Linked DNA regions of Homo sapiens: region 1 is linked to region 2. Evidence: chromatin contacts called from ENCODE Hi-C or POLR2A ChIA-PET data. All regions are on one chromosome and are shown on one strand. The core of a region is the stretch at or near the end of the contact, and the rest is flanking DNA. Distances in the headings are between cores, read along the strand shown.

Region 1 (6,438 bases), core at 3,429-5,928, 59 kb after region 2:
TGCCCAGACCCTGGGCTTCAGCACTGCTATTCTCTCTGCCCATGCTCCCCACCCTGGGCAGGCCCTCCCTTGGCACAGTACAGGCTGCTGGCCCAGAACCCTGGGAACATTCCTGACCTTTGCTTTGGCTTCCTCCAGCTCTTGGCAGCTTCTGGCTGGCCCTTGATGCCCATGCCCCCGGCCCAACTTGCTGAAGTGCCCATTTTTCCCTCTGCCCCTCCGTCTCAGGCTGGCTTCATCTTTGTGCCCTCCCTTGGGGAGTCCTGCTGGGTGCCCTCATCTCCCAGTGGCCAACCCAGAGTGGATGTGGGGCTCCTCTGGCCTGGTTTGGAGCTGCCCTTGGTCTGCTGTGGCCCCAACCTGCTGCTCCACCCAGATAGGAGGGTACGTGGACTCCTTTGGAGCTTTAAATGGAAGCTGGGCGGCCTGCGTTCTCCTCTCCTCCTCCTCCCTGAACCCACAGTGACCTTGGGCAAGGCCCTTCCCCCATCATCGAAATGCGAAGAAGCTGTGCCTCTGCGGCACACAGATCAGAGCTGGTGTGGGGGGAAGGGAGAGGGAGCCTGTGGGAGGGGGAGGGCGCATCCATTATGCAGATTGTGTGGAGTGCCTTCCCTTCCCCAGCCAGGAAACGCCCTCCCAGGGGCCCTCAAGTCTTCCTTGGGAAGGAAGGCGTGTTCTCAGCAGCCTTGTTTTCTGAGGCCCTGAAGCCAGCCATTAACTTGACCATTCCAGGGGAGAAACTCACAGGATTTTGTCCTTGAGTCAGAAAAGGGCCTTGGCAGAGAAGCCTGAGGCTCTCAGGGATCAGCCCAGAGCTAAGAACCCCTGAGCGTGGTTCTGGAAGCTTCAGCTCTGGCCAGTGGGGGTTCTTCCCTGTTCATACCAAGGGCTCTGTGCCCGGCAGGGGTCGGGGGTGGGGGTGAGGATGGGGGAGGAACAAGTGCAAAAGGTGCATCGTGGCCCAGAGAAGGCGGCCTGTGCTCTGCCCTGCTCCTGTGTGACCTCCAGTCATATGCTGGACTCCTCTGGGCCACAAGCTCCCAGCTGGGAAAATCTCAGTGCTCTTTGTGTAAGGGTCAGGAGAAGCCTGAGGCTGGTGACTGGGGCCAACCAGCCTGCTGGCAGCAGCATCCCCTACACGGCCACCCTCTTGGGGGGACAGGACAGCCTGGGTGGGCCTGGGCTCTCACTGTCACTTAGGAGCTCTGTGGCCCTGGGAGGCGTCCCCACCCCTCCAAGCTATCATAGCAATGTGATAGATGGGACACCTTGCCTGGGGCTCAGCACGGTCCCTACCGCAGACTGAGTTCCACTGGGACAGCAAATCCTGGGTCTGAGGCACCCACATTCTAGACATCCCCAAGCCAGGGCACAGAAACAGCCTCTTCCTCCCGGAGTCCTAATGCTCAGGCTGCTGGCTCCCTGGGCTGGGCCCCTCGGGGTCCCTGGCAACCTAAGAAGCAGTTAACCCCTTCGCTTCTCCACCTCAGGGAAGTCTGAGGACGTAGTGGTTCTATTCAAGCTTCTCCTTGCAAAGGGTCTTATTGGGGCCTGCATCCTGGGCCCAGCCTAGCCCTGGGGCTCTGGAAACAGATGTAAGTGGCAAAGGCAGGGCAGAATGCCTGGCCCTGGCAGCCGAGCCTCCTTGTGATGGTGTTGGTGTCACCACCCCTGCTAGCAGAACCCAGTCTGCCTCCCCTTCCCATGCTGCAGGGACAGGGTCTGGAGCACGCTTCCACCTCCCTGGTCACAGGAGCAAGGGAAGTAATCAGCCCAGGAAGCCGCGCGTTTCCTTCCTTTCTCACCAGCCCATCCGGGTTTGGTGAGAGAGCATGGACTTGCCCTGTGGAGACTGCAGCTTCTGGATGTGGGAAGGAGAGCCCTGCAGGCAGGGGGCTTCCAGGCTTGGGACACCTGGGCATTCCTGGGCCAGGTACATGCACCCTCCCACTCAGAACCCCAGAGAAGGACTGCGGGGCCCCTGCAGGGCTGCCCATCAGCAGTTCCCAAACCCTCACTCCTTGGGGCTAAGGGAGCAATGTCTCTCCCACAACCAAGGGGGTGGGGAGGAAGAGGAGCAGCTCCCTCCTCCCTCCCGTCCACCGGGTCCTCTCATCCTCCCTTTCATCAAAAGGCGGAAGGTGGCCTGAGACTAAGGCGTGGAGCTTCCTTGGTCCTGAAATCAGAGCGGAGTGGCTGGATCCAGCCCGCCCCTCCCCCGCCCCCTGCTCCCCTTGCCGCCCCACCACCGAGAATCACCTGCACCTCCCAGCCCTGAGCAGAGTTGGGGGCAGGCGGGAATGAGGTTTCTCCATGGCCAACTGCTCAGCCACTGTTCCCCACGCCACTGCCACCAGACCCTCACTAAGGGGCCTCTTGCCCCTCCCTGGTCAAATCTGTTTTCAGGAAAGCACCCAACAAACCTGCAACTCAGAAGCCAAATGAGACCTATCCCAGGCAGGTCCGCTCTGCGATGGTGGCTCTCATACACCGCACAGAAGTGTAAGTTGGCCCCCCCCTCACTCCCTAAATCCATGTAGATGCCCTTAGCCAAACAGGTCTGGTGTGTGGGGGCAGGAGGGTGGAGGTAGGAGCATCTGGGGGCTGGGGCTGGCTCCAAGTGCTGCAGAGAGTTCACTATGAGCTCTGAAGTCAAACTCAGATCCTGCTCCTTAGCTGTGTGGCCTTGGGCAAGCCCCTCAGCCTCTCTGAGCCTCAGGCTCCTCCTCTGTAAGTGGGGCTGTTGGAGGGATGAACTGAGATACACGTGGCAAGGTGCCTGGCCCTGAGACTGGGGGCCCCGTAAACAGCACCTGCTGCTCTGACTGAGGGGCAGTTGGAGATGAGGGGGGACTTACAGGCCCAACACCTCATCAGCAGGATGGGCCCTGGCTCTGTACACATAGAATGTTGGAAAGCTATGTTCTGGGTCCAGTTGCAAGACCATCCTGCCCACTTGCTGGGTCGCTGAGGCAGAGCGCCCTGGACTGTGCTCTGGAGAGCAGGGGGCCGTCTCTGCTCACTGCTGGGCAGTCAGAGTCAGGTCCCCAGGGAACTCAGATCAAAATCTCAGGGCAGCCTTGCTGGGTCTCAGCTTTCAGAATTGATTTCTTTGGAAGAACAGGAGGCATAGCCAGGCCAGCTGGCAATGGCTTCAGCCACAGTCCCCCAGTGCCCCATGCTGGGTGATTGATGGTAGGAGCTGTGCCTCCCTGCCAGCCCCCCAAGCCCCATTCCCTGCCATGGCTCCGACAGGGAACTCCCTGCAATTCTTAGGTGGATCCTGAAACACCCAGTCCAGACTACTTTTTCAGCCTCACAGATGGCCCAGAGATAGATACTATTAGCCCATTTCACAGATGGGACCCCAGTGAGGTCTAGAGAGGCTCTGCTCTAGCTGAGCTGGGACTCAGATCCTACTCCATGACCTCTGCCAAGGTCCAGGCCCTCTTACCGTCCTACGGGGTCCTTGCCGGTGTCCTCAGCCTCTGCCTTCCAGACCCCAGGTGTCCTGGAGCTCTGCAGATCAGAGAGGCTAGTACTGGAAGCCTGGGCCCATGCCCCCAGCAGCCCCCAGCCCAGGGGGCCCCCAAGGCTGAACAGCAAGCTCAGGATCATCTTGGTGGTGGGGCAGGCTCAGCTCACACTCAGCCTTGGCAAGTAGCTCCAGAAACTGCTAGTGACGTTGTCTTCAAGTTAAATCTCAGGAGGAAAAGAAAATACGAGGACAACAAAGAGAGGAAGTGGCCTGGGCCGGCCTACCCGGTGGGTCTTGTCCTGCCCCCCAACTACCCTGGCTGGCCCCACAGGGGCCGCCAACCACACAAGCCAGTTCCTGTCCCTGAGGACTTGGCTCAGGGACTCTGGGAATGTGGTAGACATGGGGTGGCCCCACCAAATGCATCCTTATGGGAACCTGCTCCCTGGGAGCCATGAAAAGAGCGTGGACTTCGAGGTGGGGCCACAGGAAGTGGTCAGGTCCATCTCAGGGGACCTGCTGCCCATCCACACTGCTGGCCAGGAAATGGGGGGCAATTCATGCCTCCTCAGCACCTTCAGCACTGGGCGGCTCAAAGAAGGGAAGGGACTATTCTGGGGTCACACAGCATGCAGCCAGAGGCCAAGGCATGAGGAAGTCCTTCATTTCCCCACCCCCACCCACCTCAGATCCTCCAACCGGTTTCATGGCAGCCCAGGGTCCAGCGGCATCCAGGATGCTGGTGGGTAGCTGCACAGCCCAGGCCGCGGGAGGTTGGCTGCTCTCACCTAACAGGCCTATGTGGCCCTGACCCCTACCTAGGAAGCTGGGGACAATGGCCAAGGCGCCTCCCCTCTCTGTGCCTGTCTGTCCAGGTGCAGCATAGACACAGCACCCCTGGGGCCAAGAGCACCCAGCCAGGGCTGCCCCCATGGGTGGGCAGGGCAGTAAATGAATGAGGGACAGGTTGGGAGGTGGCCAGCCCCCTCCAGCCCATGGAGGGCACGGGGCAGGAGAGCTGGGCTGAGCCAGCAGGAGCCCAGGGAGCCTGGTCTCTGCCTTCCTATCCTGGAGGAAGGTGAGGCTGAACCTCCTTCCCTCCCTCCCTCCCTCCCCGCCCCCACTGCACGCAGGGCTGGCTGGGCTCCAGCTGGCCTCCGCATCAATATTTCATCGGCGTCAATAGGAGGCATCGGGGACAGCCGCTGCGGCAGCACTCGAGCCAGCTCAAGCCCGCAGCTCGCAGGGAGATCCAGCTCCGTCCTGCCTGCAGCAGCACAACCCTGCACACCCACCATGGATGTCTTCAAGAAGGGCTTCTCCATCGCCAAGGAGGGCGTGGTGGGTGCGGTGGAAAAGACCAAGCAGGGGGTGACGGAAGCAGCTGAGAAGACCAAGGAGGGGGTCATGTATGTGGGTAAGTGGGGCATGGCAGGGTGGGACAGTGTGGTGGCCAAAGGGTGAGTGCCCAGTTACCTTCGCCAGACCTTACTCCCCAGCCCCAGGGAGGCATTTTGGGAGGGGGCGAGGCCCTGGCTATCAAGGTGGGGTCTCCAGACCCTGGAGCACCCACAATGCCCTGTGCACACCTATGTGTGTTTGTCTTTGGCCTCCTCGGGGCCTCTGGGTGTCAGAGACCGCAGACAGGGCTGGCTACCTGTCTGTGCACGCACACACACATTCCCAAGCATACCAGCCTCCCCTGAGCCTGGAGCCCCTGAAGCCATGAGCAGCCTGTGCTCAGGTGGCCCCCACCCTCTCCACACGGGAGCGGCTACAGCCAGGTCACGGATCCCCTCCCTCCCCAGAGAGAAGGGGCAGGCTGGGGGATGAAACCTAGGCTCAGTGTTCCCTCCCCCGCATCCTCTCCTGGCACTCTCCAGAGGAGGAAGGGGAGGTCAAGCCAATGACTCAGCTCTGGCCCATCCTGTCCTGTTGCTGCTTCTGAGGCCCGGCCACACCCGGGCAGGGGCTGGACCCTGGGTCTAGCCAGTGTCCCTACCTCAGGCCTGCTCTCTCTTGTCCCCCACATTCTGTCCTGTCCCCTTCCCATCCATCCACTTCTTCCAGACACAGCAGGAAGAGGCCCTCTGAAGGGGCCGCCGGCCCCCAGACACCATCCTTACCCCCCCACCGACCCCACAGTTTGTCCAGCTGTTCTGTTGTGTTTGTCCTGACCGCCCCCAACACCTCGAGGGAGGTCTGGGCTGACAGCTCCATTTCCTCCCCAGGAGCCAAGACCAAGGAGAATGTTGTACAGAGCGTGACCTCAGGTGAGAAGCCCCAGGGCCAGGGGACACATGGGGGATAGGACCCCTGGGGCTCCTGCATCCTAGTGCTGGGGCTCAAACCTAGAGTCCTGCCTTACCCCCAACTGGGGTCCCAAGCCCTACAGACCCCTGCAGACCATGAGGCTAAACTAGGGTGGGCGTCTCCTTACCCCCACCAGCATCAGAGGTGCCCTGGAGTCAGAGGGAGCAGGGGAGGGTCCCAGCAGGGCCAGGGCTCTGAGCTCCTGGGAAGGGGCTGCGAGCCTGACTCCAGCAGGCCTGCCTTGGGGCTGGGGCTGGGGTGGAGGCCAGCCAGTGTCCTCCCATAGTGGCCGAGAAGACCAAGGAGCAGGCCAACGCCGTGAGCGAGGCTGTGGTGAGCAGCGTCAACACTGTGGCCACCAAGACCGTGGAGGAGGCGGAGAACATCGCGGTCACCTCCGGGGTGGTGCGCAAGGTGAGCCCCGGCCCTCAGACCTGCCCAGTCCTCTCCTGGGCCCAGAAAGGCTGCTGGGCGGAGGCGGCATCACTCCACTCCACACCCCAGGAAACAACACGGGGGGCTGCGGCTGGCTTCAGTTTCAGTACCCACTGAGCGCCGGCATGGGGTGGGGTCCATGCTTGCTGTTCGACCTGCATTCGGGTCTGGAATCACCACAACCACCCCTTCGGGGGACTTGGGAGCCC
Region 2 (6,624 bases), core at 1,986-4,485:
CCGAGATAGCACCACTGCACTCTAGCCTGGGTAACAGAGCGAGACTCCGTCTCAAAAAAGAAAAGAAAAAAAAAAAAAAAAGCTGAGGTGGGAGGATGACTTGAGCCTGGGAGGCAGAGGTTGTAGTGAGCTGAGATCATGCAACTCCACTCTAGTGTGCGGAGTGATAGCTAGATCTTCTATCATAAAAAAAAAGAAAAAGAAAAAATGCCCTTTCCAATAACATTTTCTTAAGTTTGTATTTAATGAAGATTGTAACATATATATTGTTTTGATCAATTTTATGCTAATAATGATTATGATAAACTAGAATAATTTTCTAAGACTTAAAGACATACAGTTATAGGAAATAAAAGAATTTTTATGTACTTATCTTTGATGTGGACAGTTATATATTACTTTAGGACGTAATTATCATGGGAGATATTGAAAGGAAATAAGAGTTCAAGGAGAAATAAGAGTTCTAGTGTAAAATTTCTCATTGCTAAAAGAAGCATTTGTTCATTTATTCTTTAAAATGATGATAATGGGTATCAAATTGCAATGCTATTTAGATTCTACTGAATGCATTAAAAAATGATGTAACACTTCTATTTCAAAATGAGGTAACAATTCTATGTCAAAGTGTCATTATGTACAGTAAGCCAGAAATTATTAATATATTGCAGCCATTTAAATTTATGGTGAAAATTTTTAAGTGTCACCTGAAAAATACGTGAAGGATACGTTGCTTTTAAGAATTGGGTTACGCCAGCAAGCATTTTGACCAGCACTTATCTAACTTTCTGTATTTCTTGGTAAACGTCACCCAAGCACAGCACTCACCCAAGCACAGCTCTGTCATGCTCATCCTAACCCTTTCCCCAGTGTCTTCACGCACTGCCATGTGTGGCACAGAACAGATGTGAGTGCCTCTCACCAGGCCTCGCGTTCTTCCACTCCCCAGGCTGCATTGGTAAATTGTGCTTATTCTGTTTCCTCCTATAGGACAAATTATTTTTCAGAAACCTCACTGCCATTCCTTGTAACTTGGCGTCAGTTCCTTCCTCATATACTGTCTCCAGCCTGAGCACACTGAATAAGTTTATTTAAGTCAGAATCACTTAATTCATCAGTGCCAAGTAAATTTGTTTCCCACAAAAATTCATATTCCCCACATAAGTCTAGAAATACAAAATTGACTTGGGCAGAGGGTACGGGTGGAGAGTGCAGGAAAAGGAAAGGCTGTGTCACCCAAATTCATAATCTCGACAAACCCAATTTTTGCCTACCCAGATACATAGTTAACCTGAGTAAGACAGACGTGAGATGAGGCAGGTGTTGCTTATTCTTAGTGAAGCCACAATGGGTCTTTAGGGACTTAGAAGTTTTTTGGCTTAGTCTAGAATCTCATCTGGGATTCATGTCAAGCAAGAGGAAGGGAAGTTAATTTATTGAATATTTGTTATATGTGTATAGTATCCTGGGGATTCAGTATATTCTACCTTGTTTCCCCCCAACTACTCTATAGAGCAGATTTTTTTAAAGACAGGGTATTGCTCCATCACCCAGGCTGGAGTGCAGTGGTGCAATCACAGCTCACTGCAGCCTCAACCTCCTGGGTTCAAGTGATCCTCCCACCTCAGCCTCCTGAGTAGCTGGGACCACAGGCGTGTACCACCACACCTGGCTGATTTAAAAATTTTTTTAGAGATGGGGTCTCACTATTTTGCCCAGCCTGATCTCAGACTCCTCCGCTCAAGCCATTCTGCCACTTCAGCTTCCCAAAGTGCTAGGATTACAGGTGTGAGCCACTGTTCCCAGTTCATCTTTTTTTAACCTGTATTTTTTAGCACACTAAAGCCTAGAGATAAATTACTTGCTCAAGTTCACAAAGTGAACAACTGGCAAAGCTAGGATTCAAACTGTTTGATTCCAAAACCCTTGTATTTTCTGTAATACTATGCTCCTTAATCTGTTGGCAGAGTCTATTTTTGGCTTCTTTTTAAAAATTATTATTTTTAGAGATAGGGTCTCACTACATTGCTCAGGCTGGACTTGAACTCCTAGGTTCAAGTGATCCTCATGCCTCAGCCTCCCAAGTAGCCACCACACCCAGTTTAAAGTCTACTTTCTTTCCCTTTTAAAGAAAAGGGACGTATATAACACATATATATATAACATATATATAAACATATATACATGTTTATATGAAATGTTTATATAAAAATATAACATTCCATTATCTATTGTAGTTTCCAACACTCCATCTTTCTAAAGTCTTTAAATTACACCTGTCTTTCAGCCATCTCTCTTACAAGGGCTTTCATCTTCCTGGGATATAATTCACCTAGGTTAGAATATAGGAACTCATAAGGAATACAAACGCATCGTAAGATCTCTTCGTACATTTGGGATGTCGTTTCCCACTTAGTAGTGTTTGAGCTACCTTCGTCATCCCTGTCAGCATCCTTCATAGAGAAGAAAAAACAAGACAGGAGTTGAAGAATTGTTCGTTTTTCTCCTTATCATCCACTGTCATGTCAGCAGTACATCTGTTGCTTGGAGAAACCCCATGCTGCCAAAGAAACCCTTTCTTGGTTTTTCTTTGCACTTTTCTCTTCTGCAAGGCCAAGCTCATTTTAGCTTTCCTGGAACCGTTTTTGGATGCTTGACACTTCTTTCATTCATCGTTAGTTATATGATTTTCATTTCCTCCTCCATGTGTTTTCTCTGAATCTGGGATTATTTCAGACTCTCCAGTTTAACCCTAACTTTTTTCTCTCTCTCCTTATGATCATTTAAAAGTAAAAATTGTTTAAAAGTTATTAATAAAACTTCATTTAAAATATAAAATATGTATTTGGACATTTCCAAATGCTCTTGACCATCTTCCCAACAGAATCTGAAGTCACAGGCTCATGTTTACCTTTTTAAAGTCATAGCTGATTATACTGAGGCTTTTCCTTAATTTCCGCTTACATTCTTGTTACTTGTGTAGTGACAAACAGTTCTTTGCTATTCACATGTTGGTCAGAATGGCAGTTCTCCCCAGGCTGCAGCATTCAACTTGTCAGATATTGTGTTGTTAATCCAATAAAACATCACATGCAAGTGCTGCTGCGCTTCCAGTGACTGTGTCCTTCTCTGTGCTAGCTTTCTGCTCTCTTAGGGACAGTCTCCTTGCTGGCTGGTGGTCTGTAATCAGCTCTCAAGAATGCTTTCTGTAGTTTGTCCTTCCCTCACCATGGATGCTCAACTTGCCTCTGCATCAGGCTCATGACTTCCGACGTGGCTGGGGTAGGCAGGGTCTGCAGCGCCTCTGCACGCTCAGCTGCCTTGCTAACCAGCCTTTTCTTTGGACTACGACACCCTCCACTTTTTAGTCTGATCTTAAATCTCATCCACATCTCAGTACCACAGTGAGATTATATGTACCAGACCAGTTTATGATTGTAATTACCTAAGTTCGGGTTTGGTGTTCTAATCTAGTGTCTAACACACCATCCACATAGATATGTTCTTAAGAAAAGCCATTTTGCAGTCTTCACTATTTCAGCACAAATTTTAATCTTTCAATAATCTGTTTTTACATATAAAATTTGCAGGCCCCTTTCACTCACTGAAATAGAAATTGTATTTTATGAATACTAAAAAGACATATCAGTTTAAAATACCAAACCATTTCTAATTTTATCATTACTCTTCTTTTAGGATTCTCCAAAAGCCCAGCTACGCCGGACAATAGAATGTTGTCGGACCAATTTATGTAACCAGTATTTGCAACCCACACTGCCCCCTGTTGTCATAGGTAGGTTAGCCGAGAAAAGTCGGAGCATGCTTCTCAAATATCTTCTCTGGTTTTACAGTAACCAGGCTACCTAGAATTGAACACGTCAGATTATTTTTTCATTTCAATTGTTTACATTGTTTACTTTTATTGTCAGGTCCGTTTTTTGATGGCAGCATTCGATGGCTGGTTTTGCTCATTTCTATGGCTGTCTGCATAATTGCTATGATCATCTTCTCCAGCTGCTTTTGTTACAAGTAAGAAGATATTTATTTTGAAGCAAAATATTTTGTCAAATATTAGATGTCAACCGCTGTTTGTAAAGCCAGTTGCAGAAACCATTAACTTGTATTCTCTGGTTGTATATCTCCTTTATGTAACTAGACTATAGTTCTCTTAAGGGAAAAGGACCTTACTACCAATTAATTAATTGGGCACAATTTCATACTTCTTGTATGTTCATGATTACTTATGATTTTCTTATTAATGGAATAGTGAGCTTTCTGGCATCTGAATGTTTTCGATCTGTCCCAAGAAACCCACTGTGTTATAATTCTTTTTTTTTTTTTTGCGTTATAATTCTTTAGAAATTTGGAGCTCCAGAATTGTTTGCATGTAGCCATGATTTCAGAAGACAGTTGCCAAAAAAGAAGAGTAATAAGAGACAGTCCCTAATGGATATAAACTTTAATAATAAAACATCATACCAACCTAGATACATTAATGAAACAAGTTAGTAAACCCATAAATAAACAAACCCAAGTACATACAGCAATTTAGCATATAATAAAGGAAACACTTCAGATTACTGAGGAAAAGACGTTCGCATACCTCCTTGTTTTTATTATAATTCCTCACCCTCAACAATGGGGTACCACAGTTGAGAAATCGTGTTTTGGGTCTTTCTAGATAATAGACTTGGAATCTTCTGTTAGGGAGGTGATGCGAAAGTCATATGATTATTCAGAGTAGGAGATGGGGTCGAGAGGAGAGCTCCACATCTGAGGTAGCCATCATCCCAAATGGCCCCCAGTGATTCTCACTGCCTGGGGTTCCTCCCCTTGGGGCCAGTCCCCTCCCATAACACATCAGGGCTGATCTGTGTGACAAATAGGATATGGCAAAAGTGACTTCCAAGTCTACGTTATAAACAGCTTTGCAGCTTTCACCATGGTCTCTGGGATCACTCACTCTGGGGGAAGCCAGGCATCATGCTATGTGGACACTCAACTCTGAGAGAGGCCCACACAGGGAGGAACTGAGGCCTCTTGCCAATACCCAGCCTGCAGCCTGTCGGCCTTGGAAGTGAGCCACCTTGGAAGTGACTGCAAGCTCCTGTCAAGCTTTCACATGAGTGCAGTCTCAGCTGACATCTGACCCTGAGCTACCCAATCAAGTCACTCCTGAATGCATGATCCACAGAAACAGTGAGATAACAATTGCTGTTTTAAGCCACTCAGTTTGGGAGTGATTTGCTAACACAGTATTGGATAATCCAGTGTCCGACTTTCTGAAAATTGACTTTCAAGCAGTCTTCTTGGTGTTATTGTCACCCTCAACTTTACTTCCAGACATAACCACAATGGCCAGTTCCGAAGTTCTTGGGGGAACTCCATAGTATAAACTGGTTGCTTCTTGGTTTTCTCAATTTCTAACCTAAGAATCAGACTTTTTGGGTGTGCAAAGTCACTGCTCATTCATCTGCTTCATGAATTCCAACAGTGTTTACTGTTATTTTATCTCCTTTTCTCCTTGCCTGTTAGATAAAGAAGTTTAAAACTCTTTATTGCTGTTTTAGTGGACTAGTAAAAGCAAGCAAGTATGCTCAATCGGTTATTTTAAGCTCAAAGTCCCTTTGTCAAATAACTGAATCTTTGCCAGTAAGACAGGTGATAATATCTCAAGGTGATTTTAATTTATATTTTCATATTAAAATACTTTTTTTATACATTGGTTTCTTTATTACACAAGGGCACTGTAATGTATATATTATTTTATTTATTTATTTATTTAGAAATAGAGTCTCACTCTGTCTCCCAGGTGGAGTGCAGTGATCTCGGCTCACTGCAATCTCTGCCTCCCAGGTTCAAGCGATACTCATGCCTCAGCCTTGCAAGTAACTGGGATTACAGGTATGCACTGCCACACCTGGCTAATTTTTGTATTTTTAGTAAAGACGGGGGTTTCACCATGTTGACCAGGCTGGTCTCAAACTCCTGACCTCAAGTGATCCACCCACCTCGCCCTCCCAAATTGCTGGAATTACAGGCGTGAGCCACCGCACCTGGCCTCTAATGTGTATAGTAAAATATTGTTGAGTATGCTTTTATTTTTCTTTTAAGAAAAGAACCATCTATATTTTTATTTAAATCATGTATTCATTTTGGGGGGCCTGTTTTTCCATTGAATTGCATAGATTTTTTTCTCTTTGATTTATAGAAGCTCTTTATATTTCAGAAATCAGCCCTTTGTAATATGAGCTACCTATACTTTTCTTTTTTTGTTTTTTTTTCATGCTGCGTTACCTCAGAGCTACCTACACTTTTCACTGTGGTGTGTCTTGAGACTGCCTGCAGTGCCTTCAGCCACATAGTAAAGAACCCTATCAGCCAGGTGTGTGCTCTCTAAGCAATGGGTAGGATGTTTCTTAAGGAAATCTGTTCAGCCCAAGAGATAAAACCTAAAAATACTGCTGTTAGGGCCCAGTGAAATGGTCCAGGCAGATTATCTTACAGTGAAGCTTGTAATCAGTAAACCCTACCCATATACTAACAGCTTGCCAATCAAGGTGTCAGGCTGTGAAGGATACTGATCTCTGAGAAACCAGAAACAAGTGAGGTGAGCCTTGTGATTGC

What was found. Hi-C counts contacts between places; a loop is a spot of excess contacts on that map. ChIA-PET counts read pairs that join two places held with the same protein, here RNA polymerase II (POLR2A). Pooled maps may share reads with other maps.
Region 1: a pooled map shows a loop between it and region 2 (2.5-fold over the local background). The contact joins the promoter of SNCG here to the enhancer-like site in region 2. A Hi-C loop is called at or near these places in 3 of 37 single-sample maps with no recorded cell type and 8 of 50 pooled maps. POLR2A ChIA-PET finds 5 or more read pairs at or near these places in 4 of 52 experiments (CD8-positive, alpha-beta memory T cell, GM12878, WTC11 and 1 more).

Annotation. Positions count from the first base shown.
Region 1 is chr10:86,953,921-86,960,358 of GRCh38, forward strand. SNCG (synuclein gamma) reads left to right here and starts at 4,679. Exons shown (of 5, transcript NM_003087.3): 1 at 4,679-4,898; 2 at 5,713-5,754; 3 at 6,081-6,208. The coding sequence starts at 4,778. MMRN2 (multimerin 2) reads right to left here and starts at 3,695. Exons shown (of 7, transcript NM_024756.3): 1 at 3,458-3,695. The coding sequence starts at 3,621. RefSeq lists enhancers at 166-765, 412-706, 1,367-1,966, 4,969-5,568.
Region 2 is chr10:86,896,101-86,902,724 of GRCh38, forward strand. BMPR1A (bone morphogenetic protein receptor type 1A) reads left to right here. Exons shown (of 13, transcript NM_004329.3): 6 at 3,694-3,790; 7 at 3,927-4,026. Among named protein-coding and RNA genes, the nearest start is that of MMRN2, 58 kb to the right of the region's middle. Within about 2 kb of position 3,236, at least 7 of the 41 ENCODE cell types and tissues checked have a DNase peak (open chromatin) inside an H3K27ac peak, as active enhancers do.